2 separate regions of the Homo sapiens genome follow, and region 1 is linked to region 2. Evidence: read pairs that join two places in POLR2A ChIA-PET (ENCODE). Cell type or tissue: OCI-LY7. All regions are shown on one strand.

Region 1 (8,000 bases), 400 kb after region 2:
AAATGTTTGAGTCATATTTTTAATGTTTTTCTTAAGTCCATTTTTCTTGTTAATGCTACTAAGTTGGGATGTACCCAGGTGTGAGAGGTCACCTGATTCATTGCGTTTAGAAGACTGCATTTATTGCTGTTGGGGGCTGAACAATTAATTGGGTTCATCTCCAAGGAAATGTTAATTGGGAAACCCTAACATTGTGTATTGAAAAAAAAAAAAAGAAGAAAAATCATTTCAGGCCTGTTAAAACAAAACTCATTTGGGTTCACTTAGGCTGATTAAAATATTCCTTAATCAGCCCCCTGATTAAACAGTCCTGAGGTGAAACTGCACCTCAACTCGAATTTTCAGTTAGAGACAAGTTTTGCAATAAAGTTATCCCCCTTTATTTCATGAATATACATGTTAAAAAGTATTTTAGGAAAGATTGCACTTATTATTTATTTCTCCACAGAAAGCAGTTTCATGGAGGTAGAGGATGGGTTGCTTTTTGGGAGATAAGAATCCCTGTCTACCTTAGACATTTCAAATACAATAACAGCTTTTTATGTGAGGCATCGTGATAATCACAAATGATTATACCAGAGCTATCTTTCCAATTGGAATGCAAAAATAGATGTGGAAGGATTGTATAAATTCATGCATTAGAACTATGTTCTAATTAAAGGATTTAAAAAATAAATTTAAAAGGAAAAACTAATTTTCTTATTTAATGATGGAGAAAATTTATATTAATGTTATTTCTGATTACAGTCTTGAAGATTTTTTTTTTTTTTTTTTGGTCCACCAACTGGCATAATTGTAGCTTTTTATAAGTCCAAAGAAATGCCTCTTGTTTTGGGGGAGGAAAAAAAGTAAAGGTTTAAAGTGTATGGCAAAGGAAGAACTACTATAGATTTAACTGACTTTTCAGTGACACTAAAAAACACTCTTTTCCCTTCTTTACCTAATGGCTCATGGTTAATCTCAGAAGAAAAAGTTAAGCAGGATTTTTGTTCTTTGTCAAAACGGTATGTATGTATATGTTTGTGTTTAGAAATATACGTGAGGGCCGAAAGCTTCCTTATTTTCAGAAGAGATGAACTTCACTTGGCACATGATAGAGAACCTGGCCAATTCAAGTGCTGATTTTAGACAACCTCGGAATAATTAAGCTCAGCTTTTTGGAAGATGTGTCATTTACCGAATAGTCTACTGCAGGCAGTCAGCAGTGTAGGAGTCTCAGAGTTTTCCAGCATAGAGCGTGTTTAACATTTTCCACATGAATCTCAGTCTGGCTTTGTTTTTGCAAAATGTTTTTCGGTGGGACCCGACTGACCTTTCTCAGATGGCCACTGGATCTGCTCCCCTTGCTATCTATCTGAGCACGTTCTGAAGTGGATGGACTTCAGTTGCCAGTTGGTGTAATCAGGCTGTTTCCAGAGTCTGATCTTGTCCCTTTAGTAACTGTTCCAAAATACTTGGGACATTTATAAGTAAGAACTCATGACTCCCACATATTTATCCTCCAGGTCAGAAAAAAATTCATAAAAGGAAAGCAAGCAGTGTTCATGATTTTTTATTTGAGTAACAGAATAGGGACTGCATGGATTCTCCCACATCCTCTGAGACTGTGATTTTAAAAAACAAACAACTCAGTCAGTGTGCTCCAAAGCCTGGCTATAATAACACAGACTTAAAAGCTAGATTTATGCTATTTATTAGCTCTGTGTCATTGGGTGGTTTACTTCCTCACTATAAAGCCTCACTTTTGTCATCTCCACAGTGGGGAGAAGAGTACCAGTCTCATGGGGTTGTTATCTGTGGTTTGAGTTACTCATAAGCTTTCTTACACCTCAAGCTTTTAGCCCTGGGCCTGGGACAGAGTAGATATTTCAATAAATATTTACTGAACGAATAAAAGTCTCACATTCCATTTCTTCCTGCAATGTCTTTGCTTATTCTGCTTTTTCCTCCCCTTCTACTTCTATCCAAATTCTACCCTTTCCTCAAGGTTCCATTCAACTTTATTTTCCACAAAGCTAAGCCATTTGCTCCAGCTCAGCTTCTCCGTCTTGACTTTGTGTCTGCCTGGAATCCTGCCTGCTCTTCACTTTATCTACCTGGCAAATTCCTACTTATCCTTTAAACCCAGCTCAAGTATCACCTCTACCAGGAAGCCTTCCCATGGGTCTCTCCTCTTGTTACTGCCCAGGTTCGTGGTACCTCTTTGACCACCTACACATTTCATCATGATTATTCATTTAAGTGCCATTTTTATATAAATATGTATTGAACACCTAATACATGCCAGGAGCTAGAGAGAGTCCAAGTGTGTTTTCCCTGAGTGGCCATTTCGCTTCTCAGTGTGGGCACCTCAGCCTTCTGCTTCAGAGCACAACCTCCAAACAGTAGAGCATGTCACGTAGGATTTCCAGGCCTTTATTCAGAGCTACCTTTATGACTTCCTTGTCTAAGGATGACTGTTTGCTAAAGCAGAATGGGCCACCCCGTGGCAAGGGGATGTAAGGGATTTGGGGCTGCATGTTCTAGTCCCTGTTTCATTATCTGTCCCCGAAACAGCTAAGCTGGAGGCTGGCTTACTCCTCCGAGGGCCTAGGTCTCAACATTTGGTAAGGCTCTCCTGCATGATTGGCTACCTTTGCCTGATTGTTTTTAAAGATTTTTTGTTATTGTTGTTGCCTTTTAACCTTCTTTTGACCAGTTAACTCTACATTTACACGTTTTTCTCACAGTGGTTTTTTTTTTTGATAACTTTAAATAATTAGAATAATAATATTTACCCAGTATAGAAATTCTAGTAATATGGGGAAAAAAATAAAGAATAAAATAATTTGTCCATCATCCTCACCCAAAATAAAAATTTTGGAGATATTTCTTTCCAGTTTTTTCATGTTGTTTACATTACAAAATGAATTCCAATCTTCTTAAATTTTTTTTTCTTATTTTTCTATTTTTGCCTTTATTTCATTGTTTACCCTTACTACTTATTTAATGTAACACTAAAACACTCAGGGAGATTGGGGTTACATAAAAGTTTATATGGTGCTGTTCTACATAAAATTGGAGAAAGTTCAGTTGATTTAATAGAGGTAGGGGCTGTTTTTTTCCTCTTAATTTTGATAAGGACAGAAACTCACACAGTGATATGAAACAAGTTGACAAAGAGAATTTGTATTTTAGGCTTTGAACATTGAAGAGGTGTAATACTTATTGCTTCAGACAGTAGACAGTACATATTTGGAATGGGTTATCTTTGAAAGTGGATAAAGATTGAAAATACAAATAGGTGCAAAAGAGGTAAAGATACATTTACAGAGCTGTATTGGACCCAATGGCAAACTAGGATGTTTCAAAAGCCATTCAAAGCAGGTTACATTTTTGAGGACAACCATAGCCTCCTGCAAACATCCCTTGGTGTGCTTTCCTGAAACCGGATACTGGTTTGAATAGCCTGTGAGTCTGCCTTAGTATGGAAATTGCCATTTTTTAATGTGGGGTCAGTGCACCTGGGTTGTGTGTTACAAAATCAAACATGAACTTCTTTGGGAGTTCCTTAGCAGGTTCACATCCTCCCAGGAAGGAGCAGGGGTGGTGGAGAGCATAGGACATCTGGCCCTAGGGTGTTGCAGCAGCAGGAGTCCAGGGTTTCTGCCTCTCTGAGTGTTAACTTCCTCTTCTCAAACTAACTTCCTGCATTTAGTGAAAAACTGGTTTCACGTGATTCCCAAGCTGCAGATCCCCCCAGTGTCTGCTGGGAGGGGTCTCTCCTCTTAGTTCCAGTTTGAAACCTTTCAAAACAGCCTTCTGACTGGTCCTGCTGTGGTCACATGCAGTCCCACCCTCCACCACCTATTGTAGCCAGGGAGGGGCAGGCTGTAAGCACAAGGTGGGAGAGGAGGAGGACAAAGTGGGCACTTGAGGCTAAAGAGTGCTTTTCTGGAAGAAGGAAAGGGTACAGGATAGACAGCAGAGGAACTAGCTACCACGTCGTTTCACCAGTGGGACTCTGAGCTCTGGCCAGAAACCTCAGCCACTCATGAGCTGTCTTGCCTATGGCCAACATTAGGGGTTTCTCAGTTGCTGGTAGTCTGTTTGACTGGCTTGTATATAGGTATAGCAGAGGTTTATTTGTATGGAGAATTGGGTTCTAGTTGTAACTTGTACTTGCCTTCATTTAGTCAAAGTTTGTATAATTTTTAGGAAGCCCAGCTTCTAGGCCTGCAACTTCTAGCTGTTATAACTTTGCAAAACACTTTCATATAATTGTATTTGACCCTCTTGATGACCTTGGGAAGCAGTTAAGGCAGGCTTTATTATCACCATTTTGCATATCAGGAAACCAAGACTCAGAGAAGTCAAGTAATCTGTCAACATACAATAGAAATCCAGTGGCAGAGACTGTCAGCTCTCTCAAGTCCTTTTCCAGGACTCCTGCATGTGCCAGAGGCCACTCTGCTGACTGAATAATGATGCCTCACCACTGTGGGAGAGGCCAGAGGACCAGGAAAGGCTGGTCTCAAACTGCTCTCAGTTTGATGACTAGGGACCAGACATACCTCCTTCCCTGGAACCAAACCTGGTTGCTCTCAGTCACCCCAATCAGGTCTGTCTTTTCTAGCACTCCACAATTTTTCCTGCTTCCCACATAGTTCATGCTCCATCCATGCTCCATCTCAGTATGTTTGCTGGTCTTTGTGGCTCTGAGTTGGCTGTGAACCTGAATATTTTTACTAGCTTCTTCACCAGTGCACAGGCTGTTCCTAGAAACATGGTTGTTGATAGGGACAGCCCTGAAAGAATGGAGATTTTGTCTTCTATGGTCCTGCTGAAGGCTAGTTTCTAATTTTTATATTTATTTATTTATTTATTTAGAGACAGAGTCTCACTCTGTCGCCCAGGCTGGAGTGCAGTGGCACGATCTCGGCTCACTGCAAGCTCCGCCTCCCAGGTTCACGCCATTCTCCTGCCTCAGCCTCCCGAGTAGCTGGGACTACAGGCACCCGCCACCATGCCCAGCTAATTTTTTGTATTTTTAGTAGACACGGGGTTTCACTGTGTTAACCAGGATGGTCTCGATCTCCTGACGTCGTGATCCGCCCGCCTCGGCCTCCCAAAGTGTTGGGATTACAGGCGTGAGCCACTGCGCCCGGCCTCTAATTTTTATTTTTTTCTCCAAAGCTTCAAAAGAAAGTTACACTTAGAGGAATCTATTACTTCAGTAATCACATAATTTTCCTGGTGCATGTCTCTCTTGCTTTCTTGGTTTGCCTCTTGTAGTCTTTGAAGAAACAAAGAGCTTCAAAGCCAGGAAAATGACCCAGATCTCTTTGACAGCAGTGCTAATGTTTTGGGAAGTGAAGGCATATAGTTATTACTGAAATTAGTGTTCCTGGAAGCTGCAAGTTACTTGAAAATTATGCTGATTTGTCTTGCATGCATTGTATTTGTGTCCTACCAAAGTGTTTCCAAGGAAGTATCTGGCAAACAGGCAGGAGGGTGCCGGGGCAGTGGGACGGGGAGGGTCTGAATATATTCTGATGGCTGAAGTCTAAAGAAAATGAACTGGAACCTATTTAGGACATCGTATTGCATAAGCATGAGAGTGATAATCTCATCTCTCTTTTTCTTTTTTCTATTGGATCTTCTTAAGAAACCTGAATAGCCTTGATATGATATCTAAAAATAAAGTAAATGGTGCTTTGATGTCTGTACTTTCTCCTCCATGTAACAGTGGGTGTATGTTTCTCAGAGTTTATCTCCTGTGTGCCAAAAATCAGAGAGGCTCAGGAACAAGTGTCCATTGCTTCCAAGTCATAAGAACAATTGGCAAAAATCACTTGTCTTGTGTCTTTGAACTTTAAATGCAGTGAAAAAACTTGTCTTAACCAAGAGAGGGATAAGAAAGAGCTGCCAAGTTTGAAAAACCTGCTGATAAATAACTTCATACCAACTGTACAACAACCTGTACTATATAGTCTGTAGATGAAAAATCATGTACCATTTTGGCTTGTACAATACTTTGTGGCTAACTTTAAAAAATACGGAATGGTTAAGTCTGTGCATTAATACGTGCTGTGTAACCTAACTTCTCAGCATTATAATGTCACAGATATCTGGGGGTGGTGGGGAGAAGTATATGCAGCTATGTATAGAATATACACAGCTCTCCCTCCTTTCTCTTCCTTCTGCCCCCTGGCTGTGTGGTCTACTGGCTGGATTGCAATAGCTGGATTGCAGCTGGTTAGATGACTCTGCTGGTTTTTGAGGATGAGGAGGACAGGACAAGAGAGGGAAAATTTTAAATGTTTATATCATAGGAGAATAGTCATGTCAGAATCATTGTGTTTCCAAGCTGCAGTTTGTGCTTTTTAAGTTAAGAGGTATGGGACTTCAGATTAAGAGTTTCTTTACAGTATTATAGTTTAAAACATTGGCTCTGGATAATAGTTGACTGAGTTTAAATCCTGGCTCTATAGTTGACTTGCACTCTGACCTTCAGGCAGGTTTTTCATCCAAAAAAGTGGAAATTAACATAGCACTTATTATGTGACCAATATAGAGGACTTAAACAGTGCCTGGTAGACCGTAAATGGCCAATACATATTAGCTGTTATTTTTGATTTTACATTCATTAGACACAATTGTCTCTTTGTCACTGGTATGTTTTCTTTAAAGTACAGATGTCAGGAAAGTAGCAATCAGAGATTCCTTGTTTGTTGAGGGTGTTTTGTTTTGTTTTGTTTTGTTTTGTTTTGTTTTGTTTTGTTTTGACAGAGTCTTGCTCTGTCGCCCAGGCTGGAGTGCAGTGGCGTGATCTCGGCTCACTCTAACTGCCTCCTGGGTTCAAGTGATTCTTATCAAGCGATTCTCATGCCTCAGCCTCCCAAGTAGCTGGGATTACAGGCATGTGCCACCACACCCGGCTAATTTTTGTATTTTTAGTAGAGACAGGGTTTCACCATGTTGGCCGGGCTGGTCTCTAACTCCTGGCCTCAAGTGATCTGCCTGCCTCAGCCTGATTTCACAATACTGGGATTACAAGTGTGAGCCACCGTGCCTAGCCTGTGGAAGCCCAGCAGATGGAAGATTTGCTGCCAGAGTTAATGGTGACCGGTGGGATATACAATTGAATCTTTACAGAGAATATAGAGACCATGAGATAACTACTCTGGAATCAGTTAGTTTTAAGGAACCACAGGGGCAGAGCTTGAGATAATTGGGAAGTTTAACATATTATTAAACCTAAAATGGCCAGCAAGACTGATAGCTGCTTCTCAGTTGTCTGAGTTTTTTCTTTTTTTGTGAAAATACTTTTTTAGCCAGCATGACTTATGTCATCTCTTAGATGAGAGAAAAGAGTAAAAAAGACAAAGTGTATAGCTACTCTTTTAAAAATAGTGTTGGAAGCATAGTTTTGGAAGAAGGTGTCTCACATGAGTCAATTTTCTAGACAAGTGAAATTTGGCTCTTTTAGTATCAAAACTTGCTTTTATAATTTTTTATTGAGTTTTTTCTAAACTTGAACAATTCATTTATGTTATGTTTATTGAGTATATCTCATGTGCCAGAAACACTACTGGGTACTTTACATTGCCTTGATTTTTACATATAAAATGCATTGTGTTCTGGCTTTTAAACAAGATACACTGGTTTTAATTTAATATTTTCTTGGAAGACTAATTGTTAAGCCGTTATGTAACTCTGTGCTTAGATTTCGTGACTTTCATATTTTGATCTTATTATTCCCTACGTGTTCTCGACTTTTTCCACGTAGTTGAGGGAAGGGTTACTGATTGTTAATTGATTATTTATTATGTGTTCTAGGCACTTTCACATACATTTCATTTCAATCTAACAGAAACATGTAAAATTATTATTATACCCATTTTATAGATGACACAATGAACCACAGAGAGGTTGAGTATCTTGCACAGAGTCACACTGCTGAGTGAGGAGAGGAGCTGAGATTGGAGTATGGACCCTTCTGATTCTGGGTCCAATGT
Region 2 (8,000 bases):
GAAAAGCACAGTATTAGGGTGGGAGTGACCCAATTTTCCAGGTGCCATCTGTCACCCCTTTCTTTGACTAGGAAAGGGAATTCCCTGACCCCTTGTGCTTCCCGGTTGAGGCGATGCCTTGCCCTGCTTTGGCTCACACTGGGTGCACTGCACCCACTGTCCTGCACCCACTTTCCAGCACTCGCCAGTGAGATGAGCCCAGTACCTCAGTTGGAAATGCAGAAATCACCTGTCTTCTGCATCGCTCACGCTGGGAGCTCTAGACTGGAGCTGTTCCTATTTGGCCATCTTCACTATAAAACCTTTTGAATACAAGTTTTATTTTTCTTATTTCAGATTTCTTATTTCTTATTTCCTTAGCAAAGTCCAAATCCTTTTTTTTTTTTTTTTGATACAGGGTCTCACTGTTGCCCAGGCTGGAATGCAATAGAGCAGTCATGGCTCACTGTAGCCTTGACCTCTTGGGCTCAAGCAATCCTCCCACACAGCCTGCTGAGTAGCTGGGACCACAAGTGTGTGCCATTATGCCTGGCTAATTTTTAAACATATTTTCAGAGATGAGGTCTCCCTATGTTTCCCTGGCTGGTCTCAAGCTCCTGAGCTCAAGCCATCTTTCCTCTTCAGCCCCCCAAATTGTTGGGATTACAGGCCTTAACCACCTTGCCCAACTCAGTTTTCAATATTTGCTAACCACTTGTATTGTCTCTTGAGGACTATATGTTCATATCATTTACATATGTATTTATCTTTTGGATCCTACAGCTTTATTTAAATATTAATTATGTGACTTAGTTTCTGTGACTATTTTTTTCCCATTTGTTGAGTAATTTTTAAGATTGTTTAGTCTCTTATGAATGGAGTAATTTTTTATTTTTATATACAAAATCTATAAATCTTCTAGTTTGTGATTTCTCCAACTTGATTTTAAAATGTTAGATTCAATGACATAGAAAAAATTCCTTGAGCACAAAGCTGATTTCTAGACCTTAGAGTAGGAGCCTACAAGGGTTTTCCCTCTCTTTTATCAAGTTGAGAGAGAAGGGAAGATGACACATGGGACTGGTATGAGGGCCTTTAAAATCAGAGCAACCAATGCCAGAGAGATTGATGGTATTCTTGAAGGGAGTGGGAGGAGGCAATTAGAACACTTAGGTTAATTGCACTGGATGGATAAGGAATGGCAAAGTGGAGTGGCCCAGCCATGGCATTCCACCTAGTTAGGCTGCAAATGATCACACCTGAGCTACTCTGCTGTGTCTCTTCTTCCCTACTCAGGGAAATCTCCAGCCCTCTCTGGTTCCCACCCCCAGCTCTGTAGTATTACTATAGTGTCTGTAACATCAGCTGTAGCTGGGCATAAAATGATGCAACACCAGCCTGTCTCTGCTTCTCATGGGTTCAGGAAGTGGTCTTTCATTTATCATCGACCACTTAGTACCAGCCACCTACCGTGAGAAGCAAAACAGACAAGAAGGAAAGAAATGGGCAGATTGGGGATATATTTTGAGGGTATACTTGAGAGGATTTGTTGAAGGATTGGAGGTAGTGTATGAGAAAGATGAACAAGGATGTTCTCAAGACCGGAGCAAGAAGTTGCCATATCCTGAGATGAGATAAGTAGCAGGAGAAGAAAGTTTCAAGGGTGGTAATCAGGAGATCAATTTCTGCACACATTAGGTTTGATAGGCCTTGCGATGTCCAAATGGAGATACATGGGCCTGAAGGGAGATTATGGGGCTGGAGTTCAGAAGGGAGATCCAGGGTGGAGATTTGTCAACAAATAGGTGGATGACAGCATCCAGGAGACAGAGTGACTAGAAAAGTAAAGAGGATGGAAGAATGAGTGCTGGGACTTTCCACTGGCACATAATTTAGAGGGCGAAAAGACGAGAATAAACCAGCAAAGGTGACGGGGGAGCAGCAACCAGTGAGGTAAGGGGAAAGCCAGGAGAGTGTGGTGGTATCCTGGAAGCCAAGGGAAGAAAGTTTATCAAGCAGGAAAGAGTGATCTGCTGGGTTAAATGCCGCTTAATGGTAAATATTGAGTGTCAACTTGATAGGATTGAAGGATGCAAAGTATTGTTCCTGGGTGTGTCTGTGGGGATGTTGCCAAAGGAGATTAACATTTGAGTCAGTGGACTGGGAGGCACAGACCCCACCATCAGTCTTGGTGGGCACAATCTAATCAGCTGCCAGCACAGCTAGGATAAAAGCAGGCAGAAGAATGTGGAAGGACTAGACTGGCTGAGTCTTCTGGTCTCCATCTTTCTCTTGTGCTGAATGCTTCCTGCCCTCAAACATCAGACTCCAAGTTCTTGGACTCTTGGACTTACACCAGTGGTTTGCCAGGGGCTCTTGGGCCTTTGGCCACAGACTGAAGGCTACACTGTCAGCTTTCCTGCTTTTGAGGTTTTGGGACTCAGACTGGCTTCCTGGCTTCTTAGCTTGCAGATGGCCTATTGTGAGACTTAACCTTGTGATCATGTGAGTCAGTTCTCCTAACAAACTCCCCTTCATACATTCATCTGTCCAATTAGTTCTGTCCCTTTAGAGAACATTGACTAATACAGTGTGACAGGTCAAGCAAGTGATAGGCTGAGAATTGACCTCTAGATAGAGCAAATTATTGGAGACTTTGATAAGAGCAGTGTCAGTTGAGTGGTGAAGGCAAAACCCTGAGACATGGGTTCAAAAGAGGATGGAAGGAGGAGAAATTGGGGCTGTACAGAACTGGGGCATAAAAATGGCCTATATCTGAAAATAACTCCAAAAATTTATTATTAAAATTAATTTCATTTGTTTCTTTTTAAATTTTTTTCATGTGGCTACTAGAAAAATTAAAATGACAGATGTGGCTCACATTATATGGCTACTGGACAGCACTGATATAAATTATGCTTTTCATAGTTTTATCATAAAGGGGACCAGAAGATGGGATGGTAGCTGGTGGTGAAGTGGGGTAAAGAGAAACTTTTTTCCCCTGAAATGGGAGAATTGCAGCATGTTTGTATGTGGGAATAATATAGTCAAAAGTAGAAGTTGATGATGCAGCAGAAGAGACAGGGGACAAATGATGTCCTGGAGTAGGTGAGTGCATTTGGGTTCCAGCGCATAGGTGGAGGGTGGCCGAAGGGTTATGGACTGTTCATACAGAGTGACAGGAGAGGAAGCAGAATGTGAGGTTTGCAAACAAAGGTGAGTATTTATGGACATGGGAGTGCTTGGAAGTTCCTCTTTTGTAATCTTAGTGACATAGGGAGCCAGTCTTCAGCTGAGAAAAGAGGATGGGGGAGGAGGTTCTCTTCTGACATACACTATAGACCACAGAATTTGGAAAAAAAAAAAAAAAGCTTGCTACTAGGTCACTTAGAAGACAAGGAGGGGACAATGTAGGGTGTAGGGTACTTCGGATTTGCTGGTGGTTCATTACCGGAAACAAAAAATGAAACAACCCATTGGAGACATGTTCCCACTCGGTCATCTTGTCTCCTTCGTTTCTTGGATCCCAGTTTTTTTGTCTGTCTGTTTATTTGTTTGTTTTATCAAAGCAGAAAATAAAAACTCCAATTCTCTCCTCCTCAGTTTGCTTGGTGTTCAACATAGTTCCTCCTGCTGCGGGCCAGCTTGGTTTCTTTAAACTTTAATTGCCACAAAAACGTTTGCACTCAGAGCCCTAAATCTTCCAAGTCCTCCTTTTGTGTTTCTTGTTTTCCTCCTCTTTTTCTGCCTTCAGGAAAGAAGTGAGATGATGATGGCTCTGTCTCAGCAGCTCTCGGGGGGACCTGCAGGCTGGGGAGGCAGCTTCTCTCTGCAATTTGGCCGCTCCTGGACTTGTTGCAGCCAGGCTTCAAAGAGAAACCACCGCTTCCTCCCCGAGCCCCACGCCAGCCTCAGAGGCAGCTGGGCCTATTGAAACATTCAAGTTTCACTTCAGGCTACTTTAAACATTTGCTTTATTCCAAAACAGCTAAACTTGGAGTTATTTTCAAATATAGGCCATTTTTATGCCCCAGTATATTGTGTGGTTTTGAAGGCTTTTTTCATATCATTAGCTGCAACCCCCAAAGGTTAAAAATAATGATTAAGTAAAATCTTTACACGGATTCCTCTGCTCCCTGGAGGGGACACTGGGCAGTGTCCAAACTGCCAGACAAGCCAAGCTGTGACAATAGTGACTTAGCTTGCGACTCTTAGGGTTGTCCAAATGATTATATTCTTGTGGGGAGGAACGTGAAAGGGGGCTGAAGAGAACAGTGTAAGACACAAATTTGGTTTGGGGTTTGGCGAGGATCAAGATTTTTAAAATGGCTCGTGTGCTGAATTCATTTTTTTTTTCTTGCTGTCTTAGAGTAACAATCACATAAACATACTCTGAGTTTATTTTCTGTGAAATAGTTGCAGTTCACCTTTCAGCTGATAAGCATCTGCCCCTAGAAAACCATAAAAAATGGAAGAGTTTACAAGAGGTTGTGAGTTGGCACAACCAGGCAGGGGAGGAGAAAGCACTTAGGACAAGTAAATATTTTACAGCACCTATATTTTCAGACTGTCGCTGCTTCCAAGGCCAGCCTCCTCTCGCTCCTGGCTCACTGCTCCTTTCCCTTACTTTTCCTGGGGCTTGCTTTCTTTCTGTCTTCTTATTTTTTTAATCTCAAAGTTAATATTTCCATTTAATTCTACCTGCTTCCTCCAGTAGTTAACATGCTAGTTAGCTATTTAAACATTTTATAGATTTCTCTGAGCTTGTCATAATTATTTTCTTGGCTGAGCCTTCTGGAGTCATTCCATGTCAGGAGACAGTCTGAAATAGAAAGACAGCAACTTTAGGGTGGGTGCAGCTGGGTTACACCTGTTGCTAAACAAAACAGGATTTATGAAAACATAAACTAAAACAAGTAAAGCAAATCAGAAAAAAAAGACAGTAAGCAGCCTGCCCTGGTAAATTGCATGCTTCTTTTACTGTTGTCCTCTTTGTGTGAGAGATTTGTTTGGGTTTTGGAAGGGACACTTCAATGCACAACCTCTGTAATCCTCAATAAATTCAGTTAGGGTGAAGCAAATCATACCAAGAGGAGGCTCCTAAGTCAAACAGAATGATTTTTTTTTTGGCGCTAAGGGGTGTTTGAATTTTGACAGCTTGTTCTACATTTTAACAATGGAAGCTATGATGGAACAAAACATATTTCTAGACATTGTTGCTTTTTATTTTTAGTGTAGGGTTAAGTGTTAGTGTTAAACATTTTTTGAAAATAAATAAATTTTCTCAATTTTTATAATGCTGAAAAATTAATGACCATATGGTAAAATACTCTGACTGTGGGTGGAATGCAAGGCATCGAAGGACATTACCTAATGGAGGTGGGCGTAGTTTTCCTTGACTCCATAAAGGATTTTAAAATCCAACTGGGCTTAATGTTCCATCTAAATCTGCATTCCATGGCATCATGTCGGTTCACCATAAAAATTAGAGAAAGTTTCTATTGATCAAGAAAGAAGAAAGAAAGAGAGAAAGAAAGAGAAAGAAAGAAAAAAGAAAAGGAAGAAAGAAAAGGGAAGAAAGAAAGAAAGAAAAGAGAGAAAGAAAGGAAGAAAGAAAGAAGGAAAGAAAGAAAGAAAAGAAAGGGAGGAAGGGAGGAAGGAAGGAGAGAGAAAAGAGACATAATTGCTCTATTGTGAAGATTAATCAACTTTATAAAGGAATAAAAATATTTCATAGGGACGTGGTAAAGATTCTTTTGTGAGGGTTTCCCACTTTCTGCTGGAGTGTATAGACCACTTAAGGTAGTCACATCAGGAAAGGGTGAGAACTTTGCCCTTGGACAACAAGAAGATTTTCTTTGCATTTTTTTCAAGAGGCCCAGTTTTTCAAGGGCCTATGACAAAAGTCTGGAGGTAATGAGAAAAGATGCAGACGTGATGATTAGAAAGCTGGTTCTCAGTGTTTGTTTAGTGAATATTAGATTGAGCTTTTCCAGCGTTTAACTCTTGCAGTTAAGAGTTAAGAGTGGTAAGGGGAGCACTGAGTGCTGATTCAAAGGCCAGATAGCATTTTGCAGCTGTGGGGCTACGCACTGGGCCCTGGCCAATGCACCTCATCCCTGCTTTTGCTGGATTTTAACAGGCACCACAGGACCCTTGGCTGCTTAGGCAGCCAACTTTGCTAAATTGCTTCATGGTTTCCATGATGTGAGCTGAAGTCCACCACAGCTAGGTTGGCATCTTTGCATTCATTTCCTTCATGTCCCATTGTAAGTTAAGTCATAAACTGGTACTTCAGACAGTAAAAAGATGGTTCCTTGCCATGCATACTTTGATCTTACTCTGGTGGGAATCATTCCCTTGCCTTATAACTGGCATCTGAACTGATGATACCAACTTTGTAAATGTTTTAAATTTTTGTGGTAAAAAACACATAACATAAAATTTACCATCTTAACCATTTCTAAGTGTACAGTTCAGTAGTGTTAAGTATGTTCATATTGTTGTGCAGCCAATCTCCAAAACTTTTTCATCTTGCAAATCTAAAACTATATACCTCTTAAACTACAATTCTCCATTCTCCCCTTCCCCAAGCCCTGGCAACTACCTTTTTATGTTCTGTTTCTGTGAATTTGACCACTCTAGATAACTTTTAAGTGGAATTATACAGTATTTTTCTTTTTGTAACTGGTTTATTTCACTTTGCATAATGTCATCAAGATTCATCCATGTTGTAGCATGTGTCAGAATTTCCTTCCTTTGAAAGCCTGGACAATATTCCATTGTATGGATAGGCCACATGTTGTTCATTCATTCCTTGAGGGATACTTGGTTGCTTCTACATCCAACTCTATATTTTAGTATTCAACATAATCTGAGGGGTGATATTGTTCTATTAATATTTCTATAACTATTTGTCCCATGACCTCAATTGTTAATAACTGTTGATATGAGGCATCTTTGCCCTCCCAAAATCCCTTTACTAATGTTAAGACAGAGTATCAAACTTGAAATAAGGCAGTAGAATAGCCTCAGTTTTCACGGTCTTGTAAGAGCATTTTCTAAAAGACCTACCCAAAGATGACCTGATTCTCTAGGGGAATGTATCTTATTTGACATATTATTTGTTACTAATTAAGGCTCAGACTCTATGAGATGACATGCTAATTTGTAGGATTTTATTCAGTAGTGATGCAAGTGATTTTGGTCTGGTAAAAAAAAAAAAGGATGACTTTAAAGGTTATACTTTTATTGCCAAGTATAGTATTAACTAGTGTTCTGTCTAACCCAGCAATCTTATTCCAACATTCATTCTCAGATGCCCGCATATATTTAGTTTCTCAAATACTCTTTGCACTGGTTTTATCATTCTGCTCGTTACCTCATTAATGAATTACGTAAATATTTGCCACATGCTTATGTTTATATGCAAGCCATAGTTATAACTTTAAAAAATTATGTTTTGAATTTCTTTCCTGCCAGAGCAGCCAGCATAAATAACTGCATTCTTCATTTCAGTGAAGTTTTTGTTGCTAAGCCATAGAGGGGCCAGGTGATGTCAGAACAGTTAAGCATGAGACCTACACTAGGAAAAAGTAGGAAATGGCTTTCTGCTAAATGTAATTATAGAATAAGTTCTTTTTTTTTTTGAAAGAAGACTGACCAACAACACAACAACAAATTTAGCTTATAAATATGTTCCAGCATTTTAATCTAATACAAGGGCAAAGTAAACCTCTGTGTTGATGTTTGGGCCGAAAACTACCAGCCTCCTCAACTCAACTATGCAAACATCAGGCCAGGAGGCTGCAGAGACCTCAAGGTGTGTTTCCCAAAAGGCATAGTAGAGAGGCTAGCTACACTCACATAGATCTGCAGTTGCAACAGAGGATATAAAAAAATAAATAAAAGGCAAAGTTTCCATAAACTCTGCATTTTCATACCCACCTGCAGCCAAACCTTCTTAATGTGGAGATGTGCCTGTTTCTTGCAAAGGGTTTACTATTATGGTTCTGCTCTGT

What was found. ChIA-PET counts read pairs that join two places held together with the same protein. Peaks named below come from ENCODE experiments on the same cell type or tissue, not always from the same donor. Only the 100,000 strongest peaks of a DNase experiment are listed, where the experiment ranks them.
Region 1: POLR2A ChIA-PET joins it to region 2 with 13 read pairs; 5 of 35 experiments call an interaction of 5 or more read pairs at or near these places.

What each region holds. Positions count from the first base shown.
Region 1 is chr13:50,913,288-50,921,287 of GRCh38, forward strand. The region is part of intron 1 of RNASEH2B (ribonuclease H2 subunit B); the gene reads left to right. Among named protein-coding and RNA genes, the nearest start is that of RNASEH2B-AS1, 6.6 kb to the left of the region's middle. RefSeq lists enhancers at 1,616-1,705, 3,904-4,053. In OCI-LY7, CTCF peaks have their summits at 2,492 and 2,693; DNase peaks (open chromatin) are centred at 1,756, 2,484 and 3,664; H3K4me3 peaks cover 4,194 bases; H3K27ac peaks cover 4,444 bases.
Region 2 is chr13:50,508,879-50,516,878 of GRCh38, forward strand. The region is part of intron 5 of DLEU1 (deleted in lymphocytic leukemia 1); the gene reads left to right. Among named protein-coding and RNA genes, the nearest start is that of DLEU1-AS1, 15 kb to the right of the region's middle. In OCI-LY7, CTCF peaks have their summits at 4,135 and 4,338; DNase peaks (open chromatin) are centred at 2,483, 3,303, 3,883, 4,943 and 1 weaker place; H3K4me3 peaks cover 3,395 bases; H3K27ac peaks cover 6,463 bases.